2 separate regions of the Homo sapiens genome follow, and region 1 is linked to region 2. Evidence: chromatin contacts called from ENCODE Hi-C or POLR2A ChIA-PET data. All regions are on one chromosome and are shown on one strand. Each heading gives the region's core, a stretch centred on a gene start or an enhancer-like site at or near the end of the contact. The rest is flanking DNA. Distances are from core to core; before and after follow the strand shown.

Region 1 (2,734 bases), core at 86-2,585, 98 kb after region 2:
ATATTATTAACACTATGTTGGCTGACTTATAAAGGGTTGACTTTAAGCAAATTGAGTGTTGAACTTGATGGCCTTGACCATCTCTTGGATTTTTCCTGGGCTCATAATGATCAGAATATACATATTCCAGAAATAAAAATGTCCTTAGGGAATGACATGAAACCTTTAACACGAGTGACCCGTGGAAATGTTGATTATTGATGCCTTCCAGGTGCAGGAGGAAGAGAGACAATCTGCCAAGTGCCACATTCCGACATTAGTAGGTTTTTATGAGGGAGAAAGCAGGTAGAGAGCTGTCGAGTCACTAACACAAGGCCACACAAATGGCAAGTGGCAAGGATGAAATGAAGGCCCAGGTCCTTTGAGCTTCTTCTTCTTTTTTTTCTTTTAGACACAGAGTTTCATTCTGTCACCCAGGCTGGAGTGCAGATGCAGTGGCATGATGATAGTGCACTACAACTTGGAACTCCTGGGCTCAAGCCATCTTCCCTCCACTGCCTCCAAGTAGCTGGGGACTACAGGTGAACACCATCCTGCCTGGCTTTGAGCTTCTCTTTAACTACTTGCTCTCTCTACCACACGCTGACATGGTTTCCTGTTTCTATAAGAGCTGACAACCCTTTCTTGGATTTGCAAGGTTAAGATAGAGCATAACAGAACTTTGCCCACTGCTTAAATAGTTATTAAGTGGGACTATCACTTCATCCACTGATGGGAGATGGTAGGAAAGGGGTGATGCTTTTGAGAAGCTAAGTAGGGTGAAAAGCTGTGCTGGAAGAAATTGGTTTCTGGCATTATATTCAGGAATATAGCAATTTATTTGCAAAACAAGTGTTAGTGGGGTGTCGTAGAGGGCAGGGATGAGAGAACTTAAGGGTTGGATTTTCTCTCAAAGGTGCTTCGTTTGGCTGAAGCCTGTTTCCTCCCAGATAATTTTAGTATTGGACAGGCTCGTGATGGATATATTTCCAGGTGTCTACTTTAGAGATCTATGTAGAGATCTACTCTTTTTCCTCCAACATGTTCTGAAGTTCTCCAGTCTATCAGACCAGCATTCTTTCTGCTGCAATTTAAGCTTACTTCCTCTCCTACTTCTGTTTAAACTGATAACCTTGCCCAACACTGGTTAATCCCAAGAAAGATATTGGGACAAAGGTATCTATTGGAACACTCTCTTTTGGCTTAGTTGTCTTCATAATTCCTCTTGTAGGTGACTGGTTATCTTGATCTCTCCCACAATTGGTTTGGAAGCCTGCTCAGCAGCCCCTGTCACTCAACTCTCAAAGATCACTTTTGTTTTCAAGCAAATACTAAAACAGGTGGAACCTGCCACCAGTAATATGACCCACTGAGTAGAGAAGGTGACTCAGTCTTGGCAGCTCAAGTCAGGCTTGGGAGAGGTGACTGTGGGAATCCAAATGAACGGCTTATTTCCAAAGAATGTGCAAAATTCCAGTGTCAAAAATGTGAACAATTCAGTGCAACTGGACACACCTGACACACCTCTGCAGTCTTCCTCACACAAAGCCACCTGCTCTAAGTCAGCTTCAGGAGAATCTTGTTTTCTAGCACCCACAGGAGCAGTTCCTACAACTCAAGGGAGAGTTCAGATGGAAGGAGTGTTTGCTCCAAGGCTTGATATGCAGCTCAGAGTTGGAAGAAGAGTTTCCAGTGAAGCCCATGATGAAAGTTGATTATGAAACACTGATGTTTCTCACTTTTTTTACACTTTCATTTTGCTGACCTGTTATCAGTAATTTACGTGTTCCTCAGTGTCAAAAAACATGAATAGTTCTTATAGCCTTGCTTCCCTCTCTTCCAAGTCTCAGAGCTTCTGCTGGGTCAGGTTAACCCAAGCTCAAAAAAATCTTGGAGTTTTTCCAGGTAGTCAGTTCTTTCTGCTCAGCTGCCACCATGACTTCTTAAATTTATATAAAGGAAGAATAATCTAGTGGGGAAAAACTTGGCTGTATTAAGAGAAGACATGAGTTTGAAGCCAAGTTTCATTAAGTTGATAATTATGTGACTTTATCTCCTTTGAGAAAGCTGCTTTGTCTCCTAGTACATCTGGTTTTAATTTTGTATGATACAGATAAGATACTGGTCACATGGTGATGTACAAGGATGCTCTGAAAATGAAATAAGGCATACTAAGCTCCAAGACTCTTTTGATATAAATCCTACATAAAGTCAGCAGATTGAGGTTATCATTATAATGATGTAAGTGGTTGTAAATGCTCACCAAGGCTTAACTACATAAACACAGGGAAGAGGAAGAGAGACTTTTTTTTAGTTAAAAAGAATAAGTGGCCAACACCCCAACCCCCTTTTTTTATTTTTACGGTGTGTGTACATTAACATTTCTAAATTACTCAATTCCTTCTTGTGAAGGTTTTGCTAAAACCTGTAAGTTTAGACTATCTGGTGAAAAATCATATCCTCTTGTTATTGATGTTTTAAAACTTTTAAGTATTTTGACCTAAATGCTAAAGAACAAAGTCAATTGTTCAACTAAAAAGGCAGAATGTAAATATTTATTTGGCTTAGGTACTCTCGGAGCATCTATTTTCACAATCAAAATACTTCCTCCCAAATATTTGAGAAAGAGTTATAATATGGCTCTTTGAAAAGCGTGGGAAATTAAGGATGAAATAAAAACGTGACTATAGACTTCCTCAATTTTGAATAAGATTTCAGTGAGGGTCTCTTATGATTGGATGTTGATTTTATTAGC
Region 2 (2,820 bases), core at 286-2,785:
TATCAATATCTCTGGACTGTTTCATTAAACATTTTGGGGGTTGCCTTCTTAGCTAGGGTTACCAACCATTCCCAGTTTGCCTGGGACTGTGGTTTCCAGGATGCAGGACTTTCAGTGTTAAAACAGGACAGTTGGTCCCAGTTTTCTAGCCTATTTCTAGTGCATGACCATTGTACCTCTCCTCTGAAAACTATTCTGCCCACCATATGGGTAGGTCCTGGCAGCTATTTGTACTGTGTTACCCTGCCCACCAAACTACATTTGAGATTAGGGTGGAATCTTGACCCATTACTGGCCGATTTGTATTGAGAAATTGAACTGAAAACAAGAAGCTCAGAATCTAGTTGCATAGTTCTATAGTGAAATTTCACACATTTCTGTCATTGAGGTCTCTAAAACAAAGACAGTTTTTGATTTTTGGAAGCTGTTTATCTTTTAATTCTCTGAGGCATCCCAATCTTTTAAGGAGTTCTCTCCATCTGCCATTCTTGCTTAAACTAATTTAAACGGATTTTTTTGTTATCAGAAATTTGACTAAGCCAAATGTCCAGGTGTATTTCTAAATTTCTACGTCAAGACAAACAGCTCTGGTTCTTTATTTAGAAATGTTCCTAGAATATTCCTTAAGCTTAATGGAAATCTCTCTGGAATAGCTAGCTCCCTGGTTAGAGTACCGTATTTTTATATTCAGTGGACATGTCAACCCAATTTCTTTCCTTTCTCACTCCCTTCCTGCCTTCCTTCACTCCCAATTTTTTTTTTTTTTTTTTTTAACAGGGTCTCACTCTGTCACCCAGGCTAGAGTGCAGTGGCATGATCACGGCTCACTGCAGCCTTGACCTCCCTGGGCTTCCAAGTGGCAGGGACTACAGGTGCACACCACCTGGCTGATTTTTGTATTTTTTTGTAGAGATGGGGTTTCACCATGTTGCCCAGGCTGATCTTGAACTCCTGGGCTTCAGCAATCCACCCTCCTTGGCCTCCTAAAGTGCTGGGATTAGAGGCATGAGCCACCACGCCTGGCTTCACCCAGTATATTTCTAATTGTAGATAAATAAATTTGCATTCTGGTTCACTTTGGTAATTTTTTGTATTTTATTTATTTGAGACAAAGGGTTTCACTATGCTGTCCAGATTAGTCTCAAGCTCCTGGGCTCAAGTACTGCTATTGCCTAAGCCTCTGGAGTAGCTAGGACTACAGGTATGTCACCACGACCAGCTGGTATCATTTTTTTCTAAAAAATAGCACATTTGAAAGTGTATGGATTTTGTTAGAACTCGTCTGACACATAACCCTACCCTCTTTCCAATGAGCATGTTAGTTGCATATGGTAGGTGTTCAGTTAGAGCTTGCCTATGAATACTTGAAAATTCCACAAGTCATTCTTCAATTGATTTGTTGCAAATTCTGCTGCCTTTCCTAATCCTTCTCATTTGACCATCATTAGTAACTGCATATTAAGTTTCTTGGAGACGTTTCCTGACTTTGGAACTACCATCAGGCATACTTGACTATCCCAAGGTGTGGTCTTTTCTGTTTCAGCTCTGGTTATTTCATTTCACAAGCCTCAAGCTTTTCGGACTTATCAGTAGGCCATACCTAAACTAGCCTGTGTATCTTAGTAACCTTCCCACTTCCACTGTTGCTCAAGTAAAACCATGCTGTTACACGCACCAGCTTGTCCATTAATTCCTCTTTTCCTGTGACTTTTTCACCAAACTGAACATATCCCAACTTCTTTCCAGGCCACTTGATTGCTCCTGGAGTTTGTGCATCATTATCACCCGAGTGGCCTTCTTAAGTAAAAAACCAGATCCTGGGCTACCCTACAGCTGGACCTTTGCAATCAGACAAACTAGGCACGTTTCAGAAAGCTGTGGTTTTAAAAGGCTCTCCAGTTGATTCTGATACATTATTGACCTATTTATTTCCATCAGCAGGGCTGAGCCTGGGCTCTTATGATGCATTTTAGCATCTTCCCCCAACTCTCCAAGACTTTCCATTCCTTCTCACTTTGGAAACTTAGAATCTCTGGGAACCTAAACTTTTTTTCCTGACCATTCATCACAAACATATGGACACCTACTAGGTGCTAGGTACTGCAGTTACAATGCAATTTGCATTAGACACTGCCTATCCCATTACCTGAAAAAAACAAAACAAAACAAAACAAAAAACACTGCTACTCAGGATTAAGCATGTATTTATTTTAGTTCAGTTAAAACAAACATACATTGTTTCATTGAAACGGTGTAGCACTCTTTGCCAACAAGCCATACTAGAATTGTTGGCCTCTAACAGTACAGTGGGGATATTTACACTATATACACAAAGTTAATACACCCAGGTTCTCAAAGGTCTTCCATTACACTAGATCACATTTTATTTCATTACACTAGATCACATTTTGATTACTGCATTTTGAAAATGTATTCCTTATTTAAATTTTAAATAAGAGATCTGAATTTGTACCAAGATTTCATGAAAAAATTTGATGTTGTTTATTGCAAATACAATTTAAACAAGTTTTTTTTAGTGTTTGTACACAATTTGTCAATTTTTCAATATTCAATTTTCTGTACAGGTACTTTTGGGACAATTCTTATAGTTACATAATGTGAATTCATCAAAATGCAGTTAAGAAACTTACAGGAATATATACACTTGAACCCAAGACCCAAACCTGACATTATATACAACCTATTTACAAATACATATGGACAGACAATATATGTACATAGATTATCATAAATATTGAAAAATAGGTTAGCTTTAATGGATTAATGTTGTTCTATAAATAACATTACAGTTGTAACTGA

The links. Hi-C counts contacts between places; a loop is a spot of excess contacts on that map. ChIA-PET counts read pairs that join two places held with the same protein, here RNA polymerase II (POLR2A).
Region 1: POLR2A ChIA-PET joins it to region 2 with 15 read pairs in activated T-cell. The contact joins two enhancer-like sites. A Hi-C loop is called at or near these places in 1 of 168 maps with a recorded cell type or tissue (HCT116). POLR2A ChIA-PET finds 5 or more read pairs at or near these places in 13 of 52 experiments (Caco-2, H1, HCT116 and 9 more).

The regions. Positions count from the first base shown.
Region 1 is chr12:46,454,621-46,457,354 of GRCh38, forward strand. The region is part of intron 2 of SLC38A4-AS1 (SLC38A4 antisense RNA 1); the gene reads left to right. All of the region lies in intron 1 of LOC124902923 (a long non-coding RNA gene), which reads right to left. Among named protein-coding and RNA genes, the nearest start is that of SLC38A4-AS1, 72 kb to the left of the region's middle. Within about 2 kb of position 1,336, at least 6 of the 41 ENCODE cell types and tissues checked have a DNase peak (open chromatin) inside an H3K27ac peak, as active enhancers do; they include HCT116 and PC-9, where a contact is called at or near this core.
Region 2 is chr12:46,356,001-46,358,820 of GRCh38, forward strand. SLC38A2 (solute carrier family 38 member 2) reads right to left here. Exons shown (of 16, transcript NM_018976.5): 16 at 2,188-2,820. Among named protein-coding and RNA genes, the nearest start is that of SLC38A2, 15 kb to the right of the region's middle. Within about 2 kb of position 1,536, at least 5 of the 41 ENCODE cell types and tissues checked have a DNase peak (open chromatin) inside an H3K27ac peak, as active enhancers do; they include HCT116 and PC-9, where a contact is called at or near this core.